Regions from separate parts of the Homo sapiens genome. Here region 1 is linked to region 2. A link is a loop called in an ENCODE intact Hi-C map of the cell type or tissue named here. Cell type or tissue: Calu3. All regions are shown on one strand. Links, peaks and the distances in the headings refer to the core of each region. The heading gives the core; the rest is flanking DNA. Region 1 overlaps TLCD4-RWDD3 (TLCD4-RWDD3 readthrough). Region 2 overlaps TLCD4 (TLC domain containing 4).

The links. A loop is a pair of places that touch in the nucleus more often than their neighbours do. Peaks named below come from ENCODE experiments on the same cell type or tissue, not always from the same donor. Only the 100,000 strongest peaks of a DNase experiment are listed, where the experiment ranks them.
Region 1: a loop joins it to region 2, with 8 times the contacts of the local background. A loop is called at or near these places in 9 of 110 quality-filtered maps.

What each region holds. Positions count from the first base shown.
Region 1 is chr1:95,225,229-95,230,570 of GRCh38, reverse strand. The region is part of intron 6 of TLCD4-RWDD3 (TLCD4-RWDD3 readthrough); the gene reads right to left. All of the region lies in intron 1 of RWDD3-DT (RWDD3 divergent transcript), which reads left to right. Among named protein-coding and RNA genes, the nearest start is that of RWDD3-DT, 6.1 kb to the left of the region's middle. In Calu3, for the core only: no CTCF peak of the experiment used is centred there; a DNase peak (open chromatin) is centred at 2,730.
Region 2 is chr1:95,166,668-95,172,051 of GRCh38, reverse strand. The region is part of intron 5 of TLCD4 (TLC domain containing 4); the gene reads right to left. All of the region lies in intron 5 of TLCD4-RWDD3 (TLCD4-RWDD3 readthrough), which reads right to left. The region is part of intron 3 of RWDD3-DT (RWDD3 divergent transcript); the gene reads left to right. Among named protein-coding and RNA genes, the nearest start is that of TLCD4-RWDD3, 51 kb to the right of the region's middle. In Calu3, for the core only: no CTCF peak of the experiment used is centred there; DNase peaks (open chromatin) are centred at 2,281, 2,911 and 4,431.

The DNA.
Region 1 (5,342 bases), core at 343-5,342, 58 kb before region 2:
TCATACCCTTGTGTGGAAAGATCTGCCTCCATCATGTCCAAGTAATCTGCACTCCCTCCAAAATATCGGCTGCACTCTGCCATGCTTGATTTCTATGCATGAATGGTATCAAGACAGTTCCAGCTTGCTTTATGGGAACCCATCCATATGGCCCAAATCCACCAATATAAAAGCTCAATGCCTTCTCAATGTTATAAAAACAAGTCACTGGTATCATTGGGGTTTTTGAGTTTTTCTAGTTAAAATAGTATCCAATATTTAATTTTGGTGACTATTATAAATGGATTCTTCTTATTCATTATATTTTCCCACTGTATTACTAGTGTAGCCAGTTTTTATTATCTAAAAGAGGGCTGAGGATTGTGTGACTTAAATATCCTTTTCTCCAAACTCATAAAGGGACTATCCATGAGTAAACTCTGCCATTTTAGCAAAAGTGATTGAAAATGGAAAGACAGATGTATATCAAGGAACCACAGGTAAAACTGGGAAAATTAGACTTGGATTTCCTTTTTAAAAATTATAGTGGAAGGAGGGAAGAAGGTAGGAAGGGAAAGAGAAAGAGAAAAAAAAAGAGGTAGGAGGAAGAGGGGAAGGGGGAAAAGGAGGAGAAATAGGGAAAGAAAAGATTGATTTTTATGAGGCAAAAGAAGTCATGAGTTAGGAATTTGTCTTTATGTAAGGAAAAAGTAAAAAAGATTGACTTGCCTGCTTCTTAAATAAAGAAGTCTGAAACTTGATTCAATAACAATATGAGGTCTGAAATTTGATTCAAAATAATATAGGAGGGAGGAAGAGGCTATAGTGTGAGTGGGGCAGAAGCTGATCATAGGTTAATGATTGGTGGGGTGGAGTGATGGGTACATGAAGATTCAGTATTTCATTCCCTCTACATTTGTGTATTTCATATTCTTTTTAATAAATGTTAATTTTTAAAATGTGTTCAGTAGATAATACATCAGGATATTTGAGTTTTGCCTAATGCTCAATTAAGGGAAAAAGGACAAAAATAAAGCAGGAAAATAGGGAAGAAAAAGGAAAACCGGGGCCAAATGGAGTGAATAGAGTTGGTGGATGATATTAAGAGACAGAAGATGACAGGTTCTAAAGTGATGTGTTTAACAGATGTATGATTTACGATTAGTTCAGGTGAAAAAAAGCACAGAGCCTAACAGTGCAGTGGCTTTAACAAGATACAATTGGTTTTCTCTTAAACGTTCAAGTGTGGAGGTAGGCAGAGCTTTGGTGCTCCCCGGTGTCAGGATATAAGTTCCATCTATTTTGTGGCTCTGCTCTGCACAGATTTGATTCCCATGGTCATGCTGTGGTTCAGGGTGGCTTTTGGAGCTCCGATCACGAGTCAGAAGAATGGGATTCAGTCCAATTTCATTGACTAGGACTCAGTCCCCATGACTGCTGCCAGTTAAAAGGGAGCTTGAAAATGTTGGTTTTAATCTGACAGGCCCTGTACTCATTAAGATGAGTTTGGGTCAGATGGATAGCTTGCAAATATTTTTTTTCCCATTCTGTAGGTTGCCTCTTCACTCTGCTGATTGCTTCCTTTGCTGTGCAGAGGCTTTTTAGTTTGATGTAATCCCATTTGTCTATTGTTTATGTTGCCTCTGCTTTTGAGGTCTTACCCAAAAAATCTTTGCCTAGACCAATGTCCTGATCCATTTCCCCTATGTTTGCTTCTAGTAGTTTCATAGTTTCTGGTCTTAAATTTAAGTCTTTAATCTATTTTGAATTGATTTTTGTATATGGTGACAGATAGGGATCTAGTTTGTCTCTACTAGAATTTAAAGTTCCAGTAAGCTTCCAGGGGCCTTATCATGCTTGTTCACCTCTGTATCTTCCATACCTTAAACAGTGCCTGGCAGATTAGGAATTCGATACATATTTATTGATACAAATAAACTCATCATAAAGTTCATAAATTCTTGATAAAATAACTTAGACTTAACAAGCACCTACTATATGCTAGTCATTTTGTAAAATTTCAGGTGTTTTTGTGAGTGAATGAGACATAGTCACTGCCCTCCAGGCACTTGGAATCTAATCCCAGAGGGGCACCAGCATTTCCTGGGATAAAGTGATGAAGGTCCTGCCAAAGAAGTAAAAAACCATTGGAGAAGGCCTAGGATGCCTGGTTTGGCCATTGTGATAGAGGTTCCCCATCATAGGGTAAGCGGGGGAAGAAGAAAGCTTAAGGAAATGTGGCTGGAAAGATAGATCTCTGCCTTTATTCTTCAACAAGCACTTATTGAGCACCTTACTATGTGCCAAGTATTGCACCAGGTCCCAGGGAAACTGGTTTGCAACAGGATCTCTTAGAAGTTGTAGTATAGTGGGAGAGACAGGTCTTAAAAGATCATACATGGCCGGGCGCGATGGCTCACGCCATCGAGTGATTGCTGTAATCCCAGCACTTTGGGAGGCCGAGACGGGAGGATCACGAGGTCAGGAGATCGAGACCATCCTGGCTAACACGGTGAAACCCCGTCTCTACTAAAAAAACAAAAACATTAGCCGGGCGTGGTGGTGGGCGCCTGTAGTCCCAGCTACTTGGGAGGCTGAGGCAGGAGAATGGCGTGAACCCGAGAGGCGGAGCTTGCAGTGTGCCTAGATCGCGCCACTGCACTCCAGCCTGGGGCGACAGAGCGAGACTCCGTCTCAAAAAAAAAAAAAAAAAAAAAATCATACATGTGGTCATCTGCAGCCTGTTGAAATCATGGGAGTAGATGATTGCCGGTCTGAATCTCAAGAATTTCACAATGACGGTGATGTACTTCCTGGCAATGAAACAAAGAAGCACTATTTTGCTCGTGTTTCTAACACAATCTGGATCAAAACAATAACCCCTTTGTGGGAGTGTTTCTGCATTTCCCTGTTGTTTTTCACTTTTTAACATTATTTCCTTCTGTTTTTAGTGGGGAAAAAAAGTCAATAGAAAAAATCTCCCTTGTAGCACAATTGCCACCTGCTAATACCACATTGGCTTTTGTTTCTGTCTGTCTGACTGCCCCTCTCTCTCTCTCTCTCTCTACGTCTCTCTGTGTGTGTTTCTATCTCTCTGCCTTAGTGATATAAAAGCTATCTAAGAATAAAAGGCTAGGCTATAATACTTTGTCATTTGTTGTTTTAGGTAAAATCCTTGTCTATTTACGTGATTCTCATTGCTGTTCAAAACATTAATTAGCCAGACATTTTTTCACTGATAGCTTCATTAGTTTCAAAATGAACATTATACTTCCAGATGAAACACAGCCAGAGCTTCTACTCTTGGGATCATATTACCACATACTTTGTCATTACCTCTTTCCCCTTTTTCCTAAGATAATTCCTTACTTCTCCCTCTGGTGAACTCTTATTCATTCTTCAGGTCTGAATTCCACTCATCCTATACTTCCCCATCACTTATCGTAGGGAACTGTATTTGCTTATATGTCTATAATCCCAGTAGATTATGATTTTCATGAGATGAGGGTGCATTTCTATGTCATCTTTGGTTGTATCTCCAACTTTTAGCACAGGGCCTGGCATATAAAAGGCATTCAATATTTGTGGAATGAGTCAAGAATGAATTAATGCATGGTTATAGTGTATAAGTAAATAGGTTATGGTTCACTTTTCTTATTACCTCCACTCTGATTTCTACCAGATTTTATCATACCTTGAACATGTTGACACACATCAGTGTTAAGCAGGCAGATTAATACTGATGTCTTTACTTGATTCACATTGAGAGTAGTGAAGAAAATACAAATGGGCAAATGCAACAATGGATTAATCCTAACGAAGCCCCACAGCTTCATACGGGGAGCTGAAAAGAGGAGTGCATGTCACCTTTACAGTAACTTTTCACATTTGACTAACAGTTGCTCACAGTTACCACTTCACTTGATTGTATTATGCGCAAATAAAAATGGCTTTTAAAGTAATTTAAAGCTACTATGCAATATAAAGTTTTGACATTACTGGGTTGAGTCTGGAAGTCATGTGGTAGGTAAATCTATATAGTGTTTATGTCCCAAACTGTAATGAGATACCCCATGGTACCTGATCCAGGCTAGCTAGAAATCTATCCTATTTCCACCTGAATAAGTGAGTAGGGTATAATGTTCTGTTACTATACAAGTTACTACTAATTATTTTTAAAATAAGTCACTCAAGGCAAGTGATGTATAACAATATAACCACAGTAATTAAAATTAAGAAGAGGCACTTAGATATCTTAGTCTGTAAGTCATGATCTCTTAAGAAGCTTCTTTTTCTTTTCTTTTTTTATTTTTCTGATGCTTCTCCTTTTATTTTTCTGATACTTCAATATGTTGTTGACCATGGCTTAAATTAACAGATCAGATTATGTTGAAGGGGGCAGGGGATTCACTGGAGAGGGACCCAAGGGAACTTTTTATTGTTGATTAAAATGTTCTGTTTCTTAATTGGGGTAGTAGTTACATGAGTTTAAGCCATTTAACTGTATCTTTAAGAGCTGTGCATTTTATTTTATGTACATCTCAATTTTTAGAAGTATTGGGGGAAAACAGACAGGTAAGCAAGTTCATAATATTTTCATAAGATTCCTGTTTTTTTCTGAATTTGAGCTGAATATGCTCTCAGCTTAAAAATTGAAGGGAATTTATTCTTTTAAAAAACATGTAAGCTTTGCTACTGCTTGATTTTTATGTTATAACAACAAATCTTGGCAAGAAAAAATACAGGTTTCAAGTGTCTTCAAATGGCACCAATCTGTCTCTGTGAATGAAATGCTAATAGAACTGAAGAAAACCAAATCTTCACTTAGGGAAAATTGTTTTTAGCCTAAAAGCTCAGCCTACCATTGTCTGTTAATATTAACCAAAAGAAAAAAAAATGATTGATTCAAATACACCTCATTTTACACAGACTGAGTAGTTACTCAAATTTTTTATTTTTTTTTTTTGAGACCAAGTCTTGCTGTCACCAAGGCTGGAGTGCAGTGGCACAATCTCAGCTCACTGCAACCTCCACCTCCTGGGTTCAAGTGATTCTCTTGCCTTAGCCTCCTGAGTAGCTGGGACTACAGGCATGAGCCACGATGCCTGCCTAATTTTTTTGTATTTTTAGTAGAGACAGGGTTTCACCATGTTGGCCAGGCTGGTCTTGAACTCCTGACCTCAAGTGATCCACTCACATCAGCCTTCCAAAGTGCTAGGATTACAGACAGGAGCCACTGCAGCCAGCAATTATTCAAATAATTTTTAATGCATTAAACAAACTCGCTATTTCAAATAATTTTATAATTATATTTATTTATTTATTTTTTTTTTTTTTTTTGAGACGGAGTCTCGCTCTGTCGC
Region 2 (5,384 bases), core at 118-5,117:
CTCTGCCAGCTTCCTGCAGTTCCTTGGCTTGTGGCAGCCTAACTCCAGTCTCCACGTGGCATTATCCCTGTGTGCATGTCTGTCCAAATTTCCCCTTTTCACAAGGAGACCAGTCATAGTGGATTAGGGGCCCACCATATTTTAATACAAACTCATCTTAACTAACTACATCTACAATGACCCTATTTCCAACTGAGGTTACATTCTAAGGTACTGGGAGTTATGACTTCAACCTATGAATTTTGGAGGGGACACAATTCAAACTGTAACAATGCCCAATCCCAAATTCTTTCCTGCCTATTGTGCAATATGTTCTGTTTTATCTCCCTAATTAAATTTTATGTGTCTTTCCCTCTGTCTATAACATATCATTATATACTAATATATATAAAATAACATAGATTTCCATATACAATAATAACTTTCCTTCTCAGTGATGTCTGGGACACTCTGGTGTTGATATCATAACTGTTCTCATTTTCATTATCTGAACTCTCAGAAAATACAGTCACAGTATTCACAGTGTGGTAGGTTAAACTAACACTATGTCAATACAAATCAAAACAGTTAATCCAACGGGCAATGTCAATGATAGACTGTTACTGCTCACAATTACAACACACTTAAGTTGCATCAGTGGATGATCCATTATTGTGAACTGCAAATCATAGCTGCCGTGATTTTTTTTGGTATCAGAGGAAGGGGTTTCCCGGGCTGCAGGATTTTCAGTGGTAAAATGGTACGACTAGGATAGCTCTGAACAGGCCACTCTCATCTTTGTTTTATTATAAATGCATTTAGGCTGGGCATGGTGGCTCACAAAAGTAATCCCAGCACACTGGGAGGCCAAGGCAAGAGGATCACTTGAGCCTAGAGGTTCGAGACCAGCTTGGGCAAACATAGCAAAACCCCATCTCTATACAAAAATTTAAAATAACAAATAAATAATTCATTTTAATACATATTCGAAATCACATTTGCGGCTAAAAAAAAGGGGGGGGATGAGAAAAGCACAAATGTCTGAGCCCTCTAATTTATTCAGCATAAAGAACCACTTTAAAGATAATAAGGAACAAATTGCCATTTGCATTTCAAACTCCTTAGGTATTTTGTGTGCTTTTTTTAATGAAAAAATTTGGTGGCTTGTTCAAAGTTTAGGTGAGTTTTCTCAAAAGACTTGCTTGGAATATTTAAGAAGAAGTTAAAATAACAAGTAAAGTAAAATAAGAGAAATGTTCTGTTTTTTTGCTATCTCTATAGTTAAATTCTGTAGCAAATTAGGGAAAAGGACAACTTTGGAAACAGTATACAACTAAAATATGACTCTTGAGGGGACAAAAAAATGAAAGGAAAAAGTTATTTTAATGAGATTCCTACTTGAGCCAGACACCAGACATAAACATCTTAGAAAGATTTGCATTATGGCTGGGCGCAGTGGCTCACACCTGTAATCCCAATACTTTGGGAGGCCAAAGTGGACGGATCACAAGGTCAGGAGATCGAGACCATCCTGGCTAATACAGTGAAACCCTGTCTCTACTAAAAATACAAAAAATTAGCCAGGCGTGGTGGCGGGTGCCTATAGTCCCAGCTACTCGGGAGACTGAGGCAGGAGAATGGCGTGAACCTGGGAGGCGGAGCTTGCAGTGAGCCGAAATCACGCCACTGCACTCCAGCCTGGGGGACAGAGCGAGACTCTTCTCAAAAAAAAAAAAAAAAAAGAATGATTTGTATTATTATAACCCCTCACTAAGACAGATTCATGTATGTAATAAACATGAAGCATTAAAAAAATTATAGGTGAACTTTTTATTCCTTAAGGATAATTTCTCTCATTCATAACACTGACTTTCTCCTGTCAAAGGTGATTTTTCTTCTGATCTATTTTTCCTAACAATTCTCTTTAGTTGTTCTAAGTCTATGGCATTCTATGTAACTACATTCAATGTTTAGAGAAGATGACAGACCAGACTGCTGCAAAATGTTACGAGTTAATGTGTTCCTAAGGTCAGCCAAAATTCTTGCTAAATTTCTTACTGTATCCTTCAAATAAATAGTTTTTCCAAAGATAAGATCAAATACCAAAATTTATTTTTATACAACTTATAAAGTATTTTAAAGCAGACTCCTCAAAGTCATGTAAAATATCAAAATACTATAGCAGCAACAGCCTAAGCCTTAATTAAATTTTAAAAACCATTTTAGGCTGGGCGCAATGGTGCACACCTGTAGTCTGACTCAGCTACTCAGAAGGCTAAGGCAGGAAGATCATGTGAACCCAGAAGTTTGAGGGTGTGGCTGTGAGCTGTGATCACACTACTGCATACCAGCCTAGGTGACACAGCAAAACCGTTTCTTTAAAAAAATTCTAAAAATTTCTCTCTAGTTAATATTAACTTTAAAAATAAAAAAAAAATCATGAAGTATACTATATTTAAGACCTTTTTTGAGAATTTAAAAGATTACTTTTTCCAACTCCTTTCATACTGGTAAAGAATTAAAAGTATTAACCAAAGTACCAAATTAATATCAGATAAAACCTGACTTCATGATTTTCATTAAGTATTAAAAGAGTCAGTGTAAAAATGGTAAATTTGATGTTATGTTCATCTAAACAACTTTGGCCAAAATGCAAATTTTCCATGCTTTGAGGAAATTGTCTCTTGAATTTGAAAAAAGTTGGGCATAACATCTTGGCTCTTCTAATTCCTCTCTCCTCTTCCCAAAGAGAATGGTTAGTTCTAGTACTTCTAGCCCAATGGTTCTCGTGTAGTTCCCAGATAAGCAGCATCAGCATGACCTGGGAACTTGCTAGATATGCATATTCCAGGGCCCCATCCAAGACATACTGAATGGGAAACCATGAGGGGTGGGAACAGCAGCTGTGTTTTGCAGGCCCTCCAGGTGAGTCCAAGGTACGTTAAAGTGAGAGAAGTGCTTTCCTAGTCTAGAAATAGCCAGCGATCTATAAGCCCCAAGGAGCTAGCTCCCTACTTCTCAGAAACTGCGCTGAGCAAAGGTTTACAAACACCCACCCCAGACTGCACAGCTCTTAAGGTGGACCTGCTACATTCCTCTAGAAAAGTTTTTCCTGACCCCTTAACTCTTAGCTGGGAGAACCCCCAGTCAATTGGCTCCGCAGATCTCTCTGCTTATCTGTGAGAGTACTTAGCTCCTTGCAAATATCTACATTTCCTGTTCCTTATTCACTGTTATATCCATAAAGCCTTACACAGTGCCTGGCCCATGTTTCCTGAGTTGAACCTTGCCTTCTCAGTGCTGTTAAACAAGCACATCACCTCTAAAGTCAAAATCCCAAGAGTCCTTCAGGCCTATTTCTGAGTGGGAGAGAGGATTATCAGAATATTAGCCTTTGGCTGGAGGTGGTGGTTCATGCCTATAATGCCAGCAGAGGCAGGAGGATCATTTGAGCCCAGCCAAGGCAACATTAGTGAGACCCCGTCTCTTAAAAAAAAAAAAAAAAAAAAAAAAAAAAAGCTCACTCACATTTCATTCCAAAAGAAAAGGAGAAAGCCATCCAGATTTTAATCTCATAAAGATATCAGTGGAACAGAATTAGAAGTTATCAAATTTGTTATGAGAAAATAAAAATGTCTGAATCTCCAAACACTGATACATTTAGAGTTAGTGAAGCAAGGCTGGTAAAAGTGGGTAAGCAAGTAGAAGAGGCAGGGGAATGTGGGACCATTGTAACAGAAGTAAAACATCTAGAAGCAGACAGTGAGCACACTTGCAAACTAAGGAGCAATAGGATGTAGTCTAAAAGAAAGACAAACCAGGGTTATAGCTCTGACCTTACTAGCTGTGTAACCTTGTGCCTATTACTGAACTCCTCTGATCCTATTCCAAGAAATCTATAATGAATGGTTAATACTTTTAAACAGGGCTGTTGTTAGGACTATATGGCTGCCATTACTACCATCATTGTCCTCATCACTTTATAAAACATAAAACGAGAGAGTTAAAATTAACGATAGATGGAAGTGTCTAAGAATGCCATTTGATACTGTTGGGGTGATGGTCCCAACACCAGGTCGTGGGGGTGACGAAGTCTGGCGGAGTCAAAGGAATGAAAAAAGACAGTTTACGAGAGAAAGTGGGTCCAGGGGGCCAACACTAAGTATGGAGGCTGCAAAGACCCTGAGCTCTGGAAGCCCAGACTATTTATTGGTGATCAAACAAAGAAACAGGTGGTGAGAATGTGGGGGTCGAAAGGGAGCGTTACATTAAGCACATGATTTACAGCTGTGATGGTTTAGCATATGCTCTGCTACTTGAGATAATGGAGAGCAGGTTCTTTTAACTCAAGATACAATCGATCCTGGGAGAGCAAGGAGCAAGGAGCCAGCAAGTCTAGACACATTCCAGAGCCAGGAGCCTTGGATTCTATCCAAGCCACGAGCGGTTTTATGCCCTGGGCTTAGATTACCGTGCGTCAGGGTAGCCTTCCACCCTTTGGCACAGAGCTTGGTGTTCCAAAGGCCACAAGGGGTTTTAGACCCTGGACCCCGCACATGTTCCAAGACTCTCTTACATTATGTCAGACATGCAAGCCCTGCCTCAGCTTCTCTCCCAACACTCAGCATTTCCCAACAGATACCACCACTATATCCCAATGCTGACAGAATTTCCAGAAATATTTATTGGCAAACTTTTTAAAACTTCCTCTATTTGAGCAAATTATTATTATAATTAAGCAATTACATTTTGGGAGGCAGGGATAGTTAAAAGCAATTAAGTTTTGGGAGGCGGAGACAGTTAATGACAATACGCCTGTGGTATGGAGGGCAGGATTTGAATCCTAGCTCTGGTGGCAACTTGGGGCAAAGCTAATCTAAATTTCGGTTTCTCCTTTTGTAAAATGGGCACAATGCCATCTTTATAGCAAGACTGACATGAGAATAAAATGAGACGCATACTGAGGGCCATCAGGAAAAATACTGATGGCCATCAGTATGCGGCACTCAAAAGAGAAGGCACTCAAAAGAGGAAAAAGAACTAGGTACAGTGGCTCATGCATATAATCCCAACACTTTAGGAGGTTGAGGCAGGAGGATCGCTTGAGATCAGGAATTCTGGGCCAGCCTGGTCAACATAGTAAGACCCCACGTCTACAAAAAAAATTTTTTTTTTAATTAGCCAGGCATGGTGGCGTGTGCCTATAGTCCCAGCTACTCAGGAGGCTGAGGCAGGAGGATCACTTGAGCTCAGGAGTTAAGGCCATAGCAAGCTATGACTGCACCACTGTACTCCAGCGTGGGTGACAGAGTGAGACTTTGTCTCTAAAAAAACAACTGAACAAGGTAAATTTTCTTATTATAAAGACAAGGCCTAAAACGGCCTATTCCTTCCTGCCTAGGTGC